2 separate regions of the Homo sapiens genome follow, and region 1 is linked to region 2. A link is a loop called in an ENCODE intact Hi-C map of the cell type or tissue named here. Cell type or tissue: OCI-LY7. All regions are shown on one strand.

The links. Peaks named below come from ENCODE experiments on the same cell type or tissue, not always from the same donor. Only the 100,000 strongest peaks of a DNase experiment are listed, where the experiment ranks them.
Region 1: a loop joins it to region 2, with 5 times the contacts of the local background. A loop is called at or near these places in 2 of 110 quality-filtered maps.

What each region holds. Positions count from the first base shown.
Region 1 is chr1:107,372,986-107,380,985 of GRCh38, forward strand. All of the region lies in intron 3 of NTNG1 (netrin G1), which reads left to right. Among named protein-coding and RNA genes, the nearest start is that of NTNG1, 240 kb to the left of the region's middle. In OCI-LY7, no CTCF peak of the experiment used is centred here; no DNase peak of the experiment used is centred here.
Region 2 is chr1:107,322,993-107,330,992 of GRCh38, forward strand. It overlaps NTNG1 (netrin G1), which reads left to right. Exons shown (of 8, transcript NM_001113226.3): 3 at 1,290-1,930. Among named protein-coding and RNA genes, the nearest start is that of NTNG1, 190 kb to the left of the region's middle. In OCI-LY7, no CTCF peak of the experiment used is centred here; a DNase peak (open chromatin) is centred at 4,279; H3K4me3 peaks cover 520 bases.

The DNA.
Region 1 (8,000 bases), 50 kb after region 2:
TTTTTCTGCACCCTTTTCGTGGGCAGCATATAACTCGTCTTGTTTTTGTTTAAATATCTATCCTAATTATAGTGTTTAGATTATTTATACTTAATGTAATTATTGATATCTTTAGACTTAAAGGTAATATCTTGCTATTTATTTTCTACTTGTCCCATTCTTATTGTTCCCTTTTCCTCTTTTTCTGCATTTGTTGGGATTAATGGAATTTTTTAAATGATTCCTTTATATCTCCTTTGTTGGCTTACTAGTCATTTTTCATTTTTTTAACTTAGAATTGCTTTAGAGTATATAATATATAACTATAATTTAACACAGTCTAAATTCAGGTGATATCATACCAGTTCAGATGAAATATAACAACCTTACAATAGTACTTCCATTTCTCCCCTCTCAGACTTTATGATTTTGTTTTCACATGTTTTACAGATATATATATATCTAATATACCTCACAATATATCATTTTTGTTTTAACAATTATCTTTCAAATAACAGATAAAAACTTACATATTTACTCACATAGCTACCATTTCTTGTTCTCTTCATTCCTTTGTGTCTAAATGCAGAATTCCGTATGTTATCCTTTTTTTTTTTTTTTTCCTAAAGGACTTCCTTTAACATTTCTTGCAGCACATGTCTGCTGGAAATGAATTCTTTCAGCTTTTGTATGTCTGAAAATGTCTTTATTCAGCCTTCTTTTTTATTTTTTATTTATTTATTTTTTTTCAAGAGACAGGGTCTCACTCTGTCACCCAGGCTGGAGTGCAGTGGCACAATCATAGCTCACTACAGCCTCAACATCCTGGGTTCAAGCAATCCTCATGACTCAGCCTCTCAAGTAGCCGAGACTCCAGGCGTGTGCCACAACATCTGGCTATTTTTTAAATTATTTTTTGTAAAGACAGGGTCTTGCTTTTTTGCTCAGGCAGGTCTCAAACACCTGGCTTCAAGAAATCCTCCTGCCTCGGCCTCTGAGAGTATTGGGATTACATGCATGAGCCACTACACTCAGCCACAGACTTCTATTTTGAAAGATATTTTACTGGGTAGAGAGTCCTAGATTGACGTGTTTTCTGTTTTTCTTTTATTACTTGGAAGATTTTACTCTACTGTCTTCTCACTTGGATTGTTTTCAAAAAGAAATCTGTGTGTAACATGTCCTTTATTCTTCTGTTGCTTTCAAGATAGTCTGTATTGCTCGTTTGGGGCATGTTTGTTTAAGATGTGCTTGGTGTAATTTTATTTATTTATTTTTATTCTTGAGGTTCATGACACTCCTTGGATTTGGTAAAGTCAGAAAAGTTTTGGTAATTATTTATTCAAATATTTATTTGGCCCACCCATCTCTCTCTCTTCTCCTTTGACTATTCCAGTTACACATGTCTTAGGTGACTTTACATTGGCATGCAATTCACTGAAGCTTTTTGCATTTTTAAAAATTTTTTTTATCTTCTCTATGTTTCATTTTAAACCATTTCTATTGCTGTGTCTTTCACTTCACTAATCATTTCTTCTAATTTCATTCAGTGTATCTTTTTTTACAGAAATGTACTTTTTGGCTCTAGAAGTTCAATTTGGGTCTTTTAAAAATATATATCTATATATTCTATTACTTTAGTTAATGTTTGAACATATAGAATACAATTATAATAATTGTATATAACTGTTTTAATGTCCTGTCTGCTAATTCCAATATATGTGTCAGTTTGGAGTTGATTTCAGTTGATTATTTGTGTCATTTTTCTGCTCCTTTGCATGACTGGCAATCTTTGATTCTATAATAGGTATTGTGAATTTTATCTGGTTGAGTGTTGAGCCTTTTTGTATTTTTATGAATATTCTTTAGGGTTTTTTTTTCTGTGATTTATTAAGTTATTTGGAAACTGTTAGTCCTTTCGGATCTTGCTTTTCTGACTCGTTCACAGTAGTCTAGGGTTAATTATTCCTCATTATTGAAGCAAGACTTTCCTGATTATCTACTCAATGCCCTGTGAATTAGAGATTTTCTAGTCTGACTAGTGAGCACCGGCACTATTCCTAGCCTTGTGTGAATACTGGGTGCTTTTCTCTAATACTTTTGGAGGTTTTTTCCCTGCCTTCATGTAGTTTCTTCATACACATACACTAACAAGTACTCTGCTAAATCGTTCAGGGGGACCATGTACAGATCTTCAGTGTTCTTTGTGCAATTCTTTTCTCTCCAGTACTTAGCCTTGACTCTAGCATCCTCAGTCCCCTGAACTCACCTCAACTCCTTTGATCCGGGAGTCTAGTAGCTCAGCCTGCGTTCCTCCTTTCTACACTCTGGCAAGCTAAGGCAGTCATTGGACTCATCTCATTTGTTTTCTGCCTCTCAGAGGCAATTGTCCCTCCTTACCTGATGTCTTAAAAACGTTTCGTATATTTTGTTTTGACTTGTTGTTGCTGTTGTTTCAGGTGGGAGGTTAAATACAGGTCTTGTTACTCCAACTTGGTTGTAAGTAGAAGTTCTTCTGGAATCCTTCTTCTTAATTAATATTTTTTCCAGTGATTACTGACATGATCTACAGGGTACTATTGATCAGCTATTTTTAAATGGCAGATTCATTGGCTAAAGTGCCCTTATTGGATATGAAAGTTATATATTATTATGTTTTAGTCAAGAATGTTGACTTATCTTTTGATTCTGACCCAAAAAGGGATTACAACCCACAATGAAACCCACTTTAGTGCCTCCACCTTCAGGTCATAGATTGATCATTTGACTGATAATTGATAATAAGCAGGATTTTTAGCTACCCCAAGAGGAAGTAAATATGAAGTTCACCATGTCAGACATCAGACCAGCTCAGAATCATAGTCTTCTTGGTATTCACACTTTTTTGCTCTTTTAACTGTTTTTCCTGTGCTTTAAATTCTTGTGCCTAACCACCTCATTCTTTCTGTTTACCTCTTCCTCATTTTGGAGAAAGACAGAGAGTAGGTGACTAGTCAGGACATTTAATTATTAATCAGTTGCTTCTAGCTCATATCTGCCTAGAAAACAATAATAGTAATGATAGTAATTTGCCAACATTTATTGAGCACTTATATTGTGTTAGGAACTCCTATAAGCACTTTACTCTTATTGACTTATTTAATCATCAAAACATATAATAATATTGCTATTGTAGGCTGGGCGCGGTGGCTCACGCCTGTAATCCCAGCACTTTGGGAGGCAGAGGTGGGCGGATCATGAGGTCAGGAGATCGAGACCACAGTGAAACCCCGTCTCTACTAAAAATACAAGAAATTAGCTGGGCGCGGTGGCGGGCGCCTGTAGTCCCAGCTACTCGGGAGGCTGAGGCATGGGAATGGCGTGAACCCGGGAGGCGGAGCTTACAGTGAGCCGAGGTCGCGCCACTGCACTCCAGCCTGGGTGACAGAGTGAGACTCCGTCTCAAAACAAAACAAAAAAAAAAACAAAAAAAAAAAATTTGCTATTGTATTTCCATTTTACAGATTGAGAAGCAGAGGCATTAAGAAAATTGTCCAGTGTTGTATACCCAGTTAAAAAGGCAAAGGATCCCAATCAGGAAACCCTGTGAGGAGCCTGAGATCCTACCCACTCTGCCGTGCCACCTTATGCCCAGGCTCCCTCAACTTTAGAATTTACACTGGCCCTGAATTTTGTTTTGTTTCTGTTTTTTTGTTTTCCTTGAGTTTCTTACATGCTTTTCTCTGACTTTTAATTTGTATGACATGGAAATTTTTAACCTAATTGCTGACATAGTATCTCGAGTGAACCTTACTGGATAATTTCTTGGCTTTCTTGGTCCCAGCTTCCAGTCTTCTTTTGCTGCCCCCCCAGCCACCAGCCCCAGCACATGCAAGTGTCCCGTCTTCCCCTACTGTTTATGTTCACAGCTCTGTTCCTTTGTAACTATCTGAATAACGCCTCTTCTCAAATGAAGATCACTGCCTCTGCCTACTTATTCATTGACTCAGCAGCAGAGCTTCATTTAGAGTAACATAGGAAAAGCAGGGAGTTGCAGGTCTGCAAAGGGGGAGATTAAAGTGCCCTGAGCCTGATATGTGTGGCTTCAGGGTCCCCCTGACTCCTCTTCCTGGCTTACATGGGGCCAGTTGAGCTGCTTGTCACATATCTGTTTCCCCCAGTTTTGGACACATACTTCCTTAAAACAAGGTTGTTGAATTTAACAACACTTGATGGAAGCTTTGGGGAGCACTGAATACTAAACTGAGAGTAAGTGACTAGTTTTAAGGCCTCACATTGAACCTCCCAGGAGGCATCATGCAGTAGTGATGTGGCCAGGAACGGAGGATTATCTCAGTCACCACCACACCTCCAAGCTCCCCACTGCCTGGCTCCAGAGAAAGAGAAGAGAACTCCTTTATCCCTCTAAAGCCCACCTAATTTCCTGCCTGAGGATAATTGTCTGAGAAGATTCTATTTCTTTAAGGGAAATTCTCACATCTACCCAGAGAATGCAGCCAGACCTCCTGGCCCAGGAGAAAAACAATGGCTCTGTTCAACCAGTACATTTAAGTCTGTCGAATCCACCATAACTTCACCTTTGAGACAGCAAAATTCAGTCCTGGTTGTGTGCACAAGCTCAGTCTGGTTCCTCTTCACAGCATTTTCTCCAGTGAGAGGATAAGAGATCAGAGCACCACACTCCTCCTTGTGCCCTGCACTCTTCTTATTTCCTATGAGCAAGTGCTTGGGCAAAAAGATGCATGTATCTACCAAGGACAAGTCAGCATTTTCAGGAATAAGGCAGCATACATTGCAATTTACTGGGGAATCTCCCTAGACGTGTGGATGTGCAAACGAGGCATCAGACTTACGTCACTAACCAGAAAGCTTACCATCTCAAGCTGAAGTCCCTGCACTTGGCTATTTCACAGGATCAGGGCATTCCCAACAAGAGTGGATAGGTACTTGCATTATATATTGCATAAAGGAAAAGTTCACCAAAGTGATTTTCAGAACTAAGGTAGACTTTGCCACACAGATCTAATCCAATGGTGATGTTGCTGGCAGAACTGCCAATCGGTTTCATTAACACTAAAGTACATTTTTACCAAATAAATGTCCCTATTTAATGTAAGTGCTTATATTTAGAAAAGAAATGAGAAGTGGAATTATTTTACGTGCTTGCAATGTAGAAACCGAAGCTCAGAGAAATTAGACAATAGGTCTAAACCAACCCTGTGCTTCCCCAAGTGAAATAACACCAGGTTCATGAGGAACTCCTGGGTCAGCAGCAGAAGCACTCCTTCTCCCAGCCTCAGCACATTGCCTATGACCCTTGAGGATGTTTCTGATGAGGTGAAAGACTGATCGCATAGCCAGGGAAGAAGATATATCCAGAGACCTGGCCAGGTGATTGCTTTCGGCAGGGAAAGAGCCCTTTCTAAACAAGTGACCGGAATGTAAAAATCAGGGTCAGACACTTCAAATCAAATCATCCACAAATGCAGAAACCAAGGATGGATACACATTGGTCTTGGTTAAAAGTAGAGACTCAAATCTGGGGTACTTGGGGATGGGGGAACAGCCTTGGAATGCAGAGTCACAGCCACGGGAGCTGGGAATGAGTTTGTTAAACCTGACTCACCAATGATGGAGGGCAGAGCTGGGTATGGAGCCAATGTCAGGCTCAGGAGAAGAATGTCGAGGAAGGAGAAAAGCCCAAGGTACAGGTTCACAGGTCAGGACAGACTACAGACAGAGAGGCTGGTCTGGCATAGCTGAGAGTGTCTTGACGGACTTAAATCCCTAGAGCCACCCTTGGAAGCACCTGTTCCTCCTGGCTCAGTCTGGCGGGTTGTGGGGCCAGTCTGCCTGCTTCCTGGCAGGGTCCTGACACCAATCAATGGTGACTGCACAGTCCCCCCACACATGAAACAGAGGGCACTCTGTTAGGCAGATTCACTGTCAACCTTGTATCTTACTCTTTGTCATAAAGCTCTTGTGTTTACCACTGCATTAAATATAACCCTGCAATAGAAAAATCCTCATTTTCATGCTTGAAATACATTATCTAATGGCATATCTATTTGACTTTTACTACATGCCTTTCATTCCTCTGAGGTAATTGACCTTTACTTTGCTACCCTGTGGATTAAAAGGCTACCACACACTCTGCATTTGATATTTCCAGTCCTGCAGGAGAGGCAATTTCCATTTGCTTTTGTTGCAAGGCTGCTCTTCAGGCGGGTCCTCAAATGAAGGGAAACCTCAAGGTCTGGAACTGCATCGTGGCAGTTATTGTCAGCATCATGTGGTTTTTATTTTAAAAAGCACATGTCGCTTCATTTCTATGGTCATCTCTACGGAATTGTAAAGACCTATAAGACTTCCAGAACCTTCCACCTTCGTTTCAGATGCTATATCCTCACTCTCTGAGGATCAGGGATCAACAGTGGCCTTCAGATTTGATTCAAGCACCTGAAAGTTTAAAATTGTGTCCAAACTACACAATTCATGAGAGATAAAAACATGAATGGTATTAGTCATATCCTAAGCTGCCAGCCATATAGATCCAGAAACCTTTCATGTGATAATTTAGCAATACTGTTACAAAGAACTCTGCAAGTCAGGAATTTGGAGATCTTGGCTTTCTCTAGTGCCCTATCAGCCCTCCTTCCCACAACCAAAATAATAACAAGAATAATGAAGGTGGTAATAATGATAGCAAGCACTATGTGTCAGGTACTATTTTTTAAATACTTCAAAGATAATAATTTGTTATTCTTAACAACCTAATAATGTAGGTACTGTTAAAATCCAGTTTTACAGATGAGGAAATTAAGATACATAAAAGTTAAGCAACCTGCTAGCAGGTGGTAAAGCAAGTGGAATTCAAATTGGAGCATTTTGGACTTGAGATAGAAGACCAGGATACAAGAGAAGGAAAGAACATCAATAAAGATGCTATTCTCAGAACTATCTCCCTGGGGTGGGAAAAAATACTGGAGTATTTATCCTCAAACATCTGTTTCTTTGAGAGTTGCTCCTGGGAAGTTAAATCACCTCTGGCCTGTTCAACTTGACTGGCCAAGCATCAAGCATGTTAAGGCAAAAGGCAGAGACTATGAAGCTGACTGTTGGGAGAACTGTCTGCAGTGACCTTCAGGGGAGGCCACAGGAAAATTTGAAAGGCAATGATGCTACCCACTTTTTATTTTTTCAAGCACAAAACCCTAATTAATCTCTCTTTTTTTTCCATCAAATGATTTTTGATAACCTGTTAAAGCCATAGCAGAAATTTTTGGCAAATAAAGCAAGGCAAAGTGATCTCCATTTTCAAACACTTAAAAGATGAAAGTTGCCTTACTTTGTTTAAAGTATTGCTAATAGGACTTGGGGGAGATGGGAGAAGGAGGTGTGTGGAGAAGAGCTAAGTCATTATGTTATCACTTTAAAACCAGTTTGGCTTTATATTCTGTTACACATATACTCCCTAGGGATGATTTTTTTCTTTATCTGTAAAATAGGGATAGTGATACTTTCTTGTATCTCTCTCATAAAGCTGCTGTATAAATGAAGTAAAACACCATTACACTGTTAGGAAAATGTATTCTTATGAAGGCATGTTTAAACATGAAGTAGTTCAATAGTGCTAGCTAATTTACTATTGTTATTATTATTTCTCTGATCCTGGTTTTCATATTTCCACAGCGAGGAGATAGAATTAGATAATTTTTTCCAGCAAGTGTTTATTAAGAGCTTACTGCACACCAGGCGCCATGGAAGGCCTTGCTCAGGACCTGGGGATTCAGCCCTGCCTGTCCCCTGACCATACCCTGACCATCCCCTGCTGGTCCCTTACCCTCAAGAAGCTCATAGTCCTGGTTCCTTTCCTCCACACTACTGTTAAATATAAAACAAAACACTTCTGTTAAATATAAAACAAAAATATTTAACACTTCTGTTAAATATAAAACAAAAATGAGAAAATCTGATGACCCTGGAGTATGAGTTGAAACATCAGGTCCCTTTCATCTGTT
Region 2 (8,000 bases):
TATTTCATAGGAGTCAGCTAGTAACTGAGTGTCAGTGTCTAAAGTGTAAATTCATTATCTGAGACCTCGCTCCTGTATCCTACAGGTATGATGAAAAGCTCACAGTATATGGAAAAAAAAAAAAAGGAAAGAAAGAAAGAAACCTAATTGTAATTACAAAAGGAAGCCCAAGGACAATGTCCGAGGATCAATTCTTTTCACCCAGCCATGCTCATAATAACTGAGTACAGAATAAGAAACACCTGAATAGTCAAGTCCTAATGATACTACTTGTTTTCTTAAAAACAAAATCAACAAAAATCTGGTAACTTGTCATTTGCCATGGAATCTACTGATGAAAGCTGAGAGTAGCCATTTAGTGTAGCATAAGCAGTGTTGTAACTTGTAATATAACTAGGAGATTTATTTCTAGCTTCTTGTTTGAATGTCTGTAAAGGAAGTAGCATTTGTTAAAGGTAGAATAATAATAACTAACATCCATGAAGAACTGCCTGTGGGCAGGCACAGAGTAACAAACACATCAAGTGGCTGTGGTTTGATGTGCAACAGCCTCCTAACTGAGTAGTACGTTTTCTTGTCCTGATAACTTGGAGCACACTCCCAGCCCCAAGACTTTCCTGAACAATCCTTTTATCTCTACCTAATAGGCTGGCAGGTATTTGGACCAAGCCCCAGAGCCTTTAGGGTACCACATTTTAATAATTGGTGGTGAACAAAGTAAACGTTGTAAAACCAGACATTATGAAGCAAGGACCCAGTTAAGTATGACGGATTTCAGGGAAAGCCAAAAAAAAAGGCTGAATGTTGTATGGGGGTATTGTCTCCCCTACAGAACACAGGTATCTATGGTTCATGGCTCATTCTAAAGCTTTGCTTGAAAAATGACTTTTTAAAGAAGTGTACTCTTAAAGAATGTCCTTCAGGCAGGGAGGAATTTCCCTTGCTTTTCTATAGCATCTTTGTAAGAGGAAGCGGAGGTATTGAGCTGTTAGACAGTTGCTCGGTGCCTTCGTGCTTCTGTGACCACATTATGGGTCTAACACATATGGGATAAATAAACTGTTTTCATTTCTTAAAGCACATGGAAGGAAACAAGACAAGAAAATTACCATATTGCTTTTTTTTTTTAAAAGCTATTAAAGAGGAGAATCCAGTTAGGGCAAATAAAAATGATTACTGAAAACAGATTTTTTTTTTCCTTTTCTAGCCTCTTACTGAGCAACAGCAATATGGCAAGACTTGTGGCAAACCAGTGTTTTGATGCACGCTCTTTTGTTCTTCTTCCATAGGGCAATCCCTACATGTGCAATAATGAGTGTGATGCGAGTACCCCTGAGCTGGCACACCCCCCTGAGCTGATGTTTGATTTTGAAGGAAGACATCCCTCCACATTTTGGCAGTCTGCCACTTGGAAGGAGTATCCCAAGCCTCTCCAGGTTAACATCACTCTGTCTTGGAGCAAAACCATTGAGCTAACAGACAACATAGTTATTACCTTTGAATCTGGGCGTCCAGACCAAATGATCCTGGAGAAGTCTCTCGATTATGGACGAACATGGCAGCCCTATCAGTATTATGCCACAGACTGCTTAGATGCTTTTCACATGGATCCTAAATCCGTGAAGGATTTATCACAGCATACGGTCTTAGAAATCATTTGCACAGAAGAGTACTCAACAGGGTATACAACAAATAGCAAAATAATCCACTTTGAAATCAAAGACAGGTTCGCGTTTTTTGCTGGACCTCGCCTACGCAATATGGCTTCCCTCTACGGACAGCTGGATACAACCAAGAAACTCAGAGATTTCTTTACAGTCACAGACCTGAGGATAAGGCTGTTAAGACCAGCCGTTGGGGAAATATTTGTAGATGAGCTACACTTGGCACGCTACTTTTACGCGATCTCAGACATAAAGGTGCGAGGAAGGTAAGAGAAAATCTGTCTGCCTTCAATGGGAACGGGTGTGTCCAAAGAAAATGCCAGAGTGTCTCACAGCTGTAAAGTGACATTTGTCAATTTCTACTGCAACGTTTTCTTCAGGAACTCCACTGTAGAAGTAGGTTCTGAAGGCATTCTGAGATCCCTCATCCTCAGCAGTAATTTGTAATCCCAAACTTGCTGTCCCTGAACCTGGCATGATTCTTCAGAATTTAAATAAAAGTGAATTTTAAAAAGTAACTCCCTGAGTCGGGAGGTCCTTTAGGTCTTTAAGGCAATGAAGCCAGGGGAAGCAAAACCATTTGCCCTATAACGAACTGAAAAACTAGAAATACAACATACCATTGTTTACAAATGCAAAGCAGGGATTCAACATGGTACAGCAGTCAATTTATGTTTTGTGTAATATTGCACAAAAAAATCTGGAAACTAGAGTTATGTTTCTTTAAATTTATTAAATCAGAATCAATAGCATGTAGGAAACATTTGTTAAATTGGGACACGCTCTACTTTTCATGTTTTTGGATGTTATTATATCAAAAATATATACTAGCATTTAAAATATAGACCTGAGTTGGGCTCCCTTCATCTTGTAGATTAATCACAAATGGACAGAGTTTAAACACATTAATTAAACACAGTCAGGGATAGCTTTGGTTTTGATAATATACTAGAGACAGAATTGAGCAAATTTCCAAGAATTTTGAAGATGTTTAAATGAAAAACTTCAATAATGAGAACCAGAACCACCACATAGGGATTTTCAACCAGCTTTTTAAGTGTGGTATATTATCAAAACGACCACCTGATGGGAGTGGAAGCATGAGATAATGAGTGGGAAAAGTAAAGGTAAGAGCAGAGTATCTAGCAAAGGGAAAGGCAAGCAAAGAAATAACACCCCAGTAAAAAGGCCAAGATATCTTTAAATTGAAACATATGAGGATAAGCATATAAATAGTATATATCATGTAGGTTTCATTATTTAATGATAAAATTCAAACAGATAAGGCAGGATTGATTCAATTTATTGGCTGCCAACATCCTTTAGGCAGCCCAGTTCTCAGAAACTGGAGAAGTGTTGAAACTTTCTGGTCTGTTAGAGATTTGCCTTACCTATGTGTGCTGGGAGAAAGGTCACTGCTGTTAAGGTAAAGACCATAGTGGGAACGCAGAATGGAGTGGTGGGCTTGATCATAGTGTGGTGTCAAAGGTTTCAGAGTCTTAGCTGTGGAAAAGCAGTAGAAACTGGTGGCCATCTACTCTCAGCTTTTTCTAGCTTCATGTTCCTCATGGAAGAATCAAAAGCCTTTATCTGCGAAGCTTTTCCTAAAATTTTGACCAAGATCTTGGTGGTATATAACGAATATATCTTTAAAGCAGTATGATGTTGAACTTGTGAGTTCTAAGCTGTAGAGGATAATTCATGTATTATTAGCAGAGTACATGACAGGGCAATACAGGAGCTGTTGTCTTAAACATAAGTTTGCTATTTATAGTAATACACAGCCATTATACTTATGAACATTTTAGCAAAAGACTATTAGTTTCCAGGATCTTATTCTTGGGGAAGTATGATATATGAAAATAGTTGATATTGTTATTATTAATGATAGCTTGCCACAATGAAGTAGCAAATATTCAATTCATCTACATGAATAATGGTAAAAAATTAACAAACTAAGATGTGGATTTTAATCCTAGTGTAATCTACATTGCTCGGTAGATTCATCTAGGTCAATTTCCTTGCAGTTTAAAAAATACTTAATCTGAGCCCAAATTCCTATTGCTCCACCTCCCCATATACCTTTATTTGCCACTTGTAAATAAGGCAATCTTCTGAAGCATTTTGGTTGGGAAAAACCTATTGCTGATGCTTATTTTTGTTATTAGTATTCATTTTGTTTCCTCTAATAATTTAAAAGAAAGTGTAAAATAAACTTGAAAGCTAAAGGCATTTTTCTGCATTCTCCACTGATGTCAAGCATGCCATCTCCTAAAGGTGGTGTGTTGGAAATGTAGATTCCTTCATATCTATCACATTTCTCCCATCTCCCAGACTAGTCATTTCCTCCAACTGCATTTCAGTGGTTCTGAGGAGTTTGGAGGGCTCCTCCCTCCTTCTCTGGACTCAGCTCCACTGTCTTTTCCTGTTCACTAGTCAACTGTAAGCTGAAGAGAAGCAGCTGGGCAAATGAGAAAGGTCCAGTAGAGGTGAGCCCCTTCCATAAGGTCTTCTTCTGTCACCTCCAGACTTTGTCCAAATCCTCAGGGCAGAACTGATGCTGGCATGTACTGCACTAGGCACCAGATGGCTGGAGTATTTTTAGTCTTAGGGGAGGGACTAAAGAAGCAAGGTCTGATGGCTCGGGCGTGTCTCCAGCTTTTAAGTTATATAATGAAGATCTGCTGATGATGGAGCCAGTGAAAGGAAATGTTGAGCTATAGTCTGGTTCAGGGGCCTTTCAGCATAGAAGCTGATCTAATTATTTTACTCTTGAAAGTTTCAGTAAGATTAATGGTCTAGATTGTCTTTCTGTTATATAACAAATCATCTATAGAAGGATTAAATATTAATTGATAATCTCTAAAAGAAAGTTCTAAAGTTTCCCTTTCAAGGCTCTCATAAATGTACACTTTTCAAAATACAACTGAAGTTCTTGTTCCTTGCACCCGCCCCCACCATCCCATGAAATGATTGCAACATTTAACATGCCTTTACATGTCTATATCTGATCATGATAATGATATTTTTCTACTTGTTACTTCTATCCCCACCCCACCATAATGTGGAAATTGACATAAGTTATTTTGGAAAAGTAGAATGGAGACCAGATGTAAACATCTATAGTATAGTGGACAGAGAATTCAAAATTTTTTTACCTTGAAATCTTAAACTGTGAGACAGTTGATCTTTGCTTAAGATGACTGAGCTTGTGAGATCCAATTCTCCGTTTCTTTGTGCATATGTTTGTTTTATACTGGCTAGTGTTTTTTAATGGAAAAATAGTGTTTTGATTGACATTAGACTAATGTAGCATTTATGTTCTTTTTGGAATGTGATACATCTGATACCTATTTTACTAGTAAGAAAAAAGTGTAATCTCATCATAAAAAATTTATTCTTCTTTTGCCACATACTTATTTTGCTTCCATTTACTCCCTCTCATTGCGTATTTATTAAGATAATGAAGGAAAAAGAGGAAACATGGCTGTTGGCAATTTCAGCAGCTCCGTAGTACTTACATTGTTCAATAAACTTAATAATCTACATGGACTAATTCTGACTTATGGATGTCCTGCTTCAGTAAATCACGGTGATTTTCTCCAGTGAATAACAGACGAGTGCAGTGTGCCAGTACCTTAATTAAAGAGCGGCTCTCTTAGTCTTGATCTCATTTTAATTTACAGGGTAATACTACAATAATATCACTAATGGAAGGTACATTAAAGGGCATCAAGTAGCATTAACTGTATTAAATTATGGTACTTATGTTAATTAACTGCTGAAGCAAGATGGTTCTAATGGCCAAAAAGGTCATCTAATGCATAAATAAAATCTACTCAGATGAGGGGCAAGAGGAGAAATTAGAAGTAAATGTTTGTTCTGAACATCTTTTTATACAGACAGGGGGTTAAACTCAAAAGCTGTTAAATATAGATAATGTCCAAAATGTTTTCTTATTTACACCATTGGAAGCTTTGATTTTTAAGTATTTTGTTTCTTTGCAAGCTTTCCACAATTAAAATAATTGAAAAAGCGAGCACTGTATTTGTCAGCTGCATAGATTTTATGAAATATAAACTAAAAATTATTTATTATTTCTTTGAGGTAAACAATTTCAAAGAAATAATGTGATTTAATGTAATAATTTATAAATCTGAAAGACAAATGAATCTTTAGTAATCTACTCATTTATTTTTAAGATATGCTATCAGCCATATATCAAGGTACTGATTTTAGCCATAAGACAATGGAAATTCTATTTTAACAGTAAGAACTTGAAGAAAGTGGACTGGAAAACTCCCATCAACATCTTCAGTATTTACCCTTTAACAAAATATTCCTGAAGGTAATTATCGGTCATTTTTTCTCAATGGTCATTACACATTTCTTATCCCTTGCAGTGCCTACTCAGGCTCCATTATAGGTAGTTGACTGCCATAATAGTGAACAGTATTTTTTCCTTTTTCTACCTCCATTGTTTACCTCCAAGAAAGAAGCCTTGGAATATTAGCACAGAAGTTTCACTTCGACAAAACTTTTTGGTGCCATCTTCACTTCATGGCTGCCCCTGCTCAGAATCACACTCTCCCTGCCTAATCCCAGGACCTGCAAAGGGCCAGGACCAGAGCCACTATGACTAGGTGCCAGGAGTGAGGCAGGCCCCCTACGTCACTCTCAGGAGTCCAGCTTCTATGTGTAAACCTTATTCTTTGAATGTCACTGCCTTTATATTTGCTGTAATTAGAACAAGGTGGAGCTGACATCGTGTTCTTGAAGCACAACTTCCACATGGTTAGTGCGAAAGATGTGATGTCAGGCAAGCAAGAACACTTGGGGAAATTCAAAAGTATAAAAGCAGTAGAGCACTTTTTAAATTTCTGGAAAAATCAGTTATTCTGAAGGTTCCCTAAGTCTTTTTCCTAGCCACAACTGAAATAAATCTGAAATATTTACTTTTTACCTCTTTTGTAAGAGACATCCCACAAAAATGCTTTTAAAGCATTGAGCCTGGCCTTTATCTATTCTTTTCCAATTAGTCTCAATTATTGAGGTTGGGCTTTACTGCCACTTAACAGATTCTGCTTTTTATAACACCTTCTTCCTTTCTGTCATCCATAAATACTTATCCTCTACTCTGGGACAGATGCTGGCTTTGATGGTAGACAGACGAAGATGCACCAAGCATAGTCTCTGCTCTTAAGGAGCTGATATCCAGAAGGGACACAGACTTTATAAACAACAACGACAAAAAAAAAATGATGATAATGTGGGTTAAGTGATTTTACTGTGTGAATATTCAAAGTGCTGTGGTAGCAGAGAAGCTACTAATGTAATCTGGAAAGATTAGTAAAACCTTTGATAAAGATGTGACATGTATGATGTCTTGAAATATGGGTTTTATTGTGCCAAGCAGCCAGGAAAGAATGGATATCCTAGGCAGACAAATTATACCTAAAAACAGCACAGCATGTTAAGGAACTCCAAGCAGTAAAGAATTGATGGAGTTAAGAGTCCTGAAGATGTTCTACCATCTTCCCTTTATGGGTCTTCAGCATGTTCAGGAAGCTCTGAAGGATTCCTACCTCTTTCTCTCTGATTCTCCCATGCCATAAGAAACCCAAAATCTTATGGAGTCTCCGTATTAATTGACTACAAGTGAGGAACAGTTTTTAAGGCAATTGTAGTAAAGGCTATTCTGGTGTAACTGTGCAGACTGGAAAGCTATAACATTGCTTAATTGTGGAGCAACTATAGCTCCAAGCCCTGATGCTCAAGTGGAGAATCCAGAAAAGCTCTCCATATTCCACAGGAGCCATCATATGGCAGTGGTCTCAGATTTGCTTACAAAGTCAGTAGGACTTGTTGACCAGTCAGATTTTGGGGAAGACTTCCTAGTGAATTGGATGGTGGGGCCAAAACTAAAATGGGGAATAAATACTGAAACAGGCTTTTAGTTAATTCATGATTTAGCTAGTTATTTTGTTGTGCCATTTCAAGTAGTAGAAATTCAAGTAGAGATTCTAGTTAGGGATTTGAAAATACTTGTCTAGTGTTGTAGAGAGAGATTTGAGCTCAAATATAGGTTTGAGAATTATTACCTTATGTGTTATGGTGGACTCTTTGAGAATCGATGACATTGAGGATTTTTTTGTTCATAGGTATAAATGACCATTATAGAACATTTACAGAATCCTGTGGAATACTACTATGTAAAAGGTAATTTCTGAAGGAAATTGAGAAATAATCTGAGAAAATTCAAAGAGAAGGGAATGAGTTAATGTCATTCTAATAGTCCCCACTCATATTTAAGTAATAATCCTTTAAATTTGTATA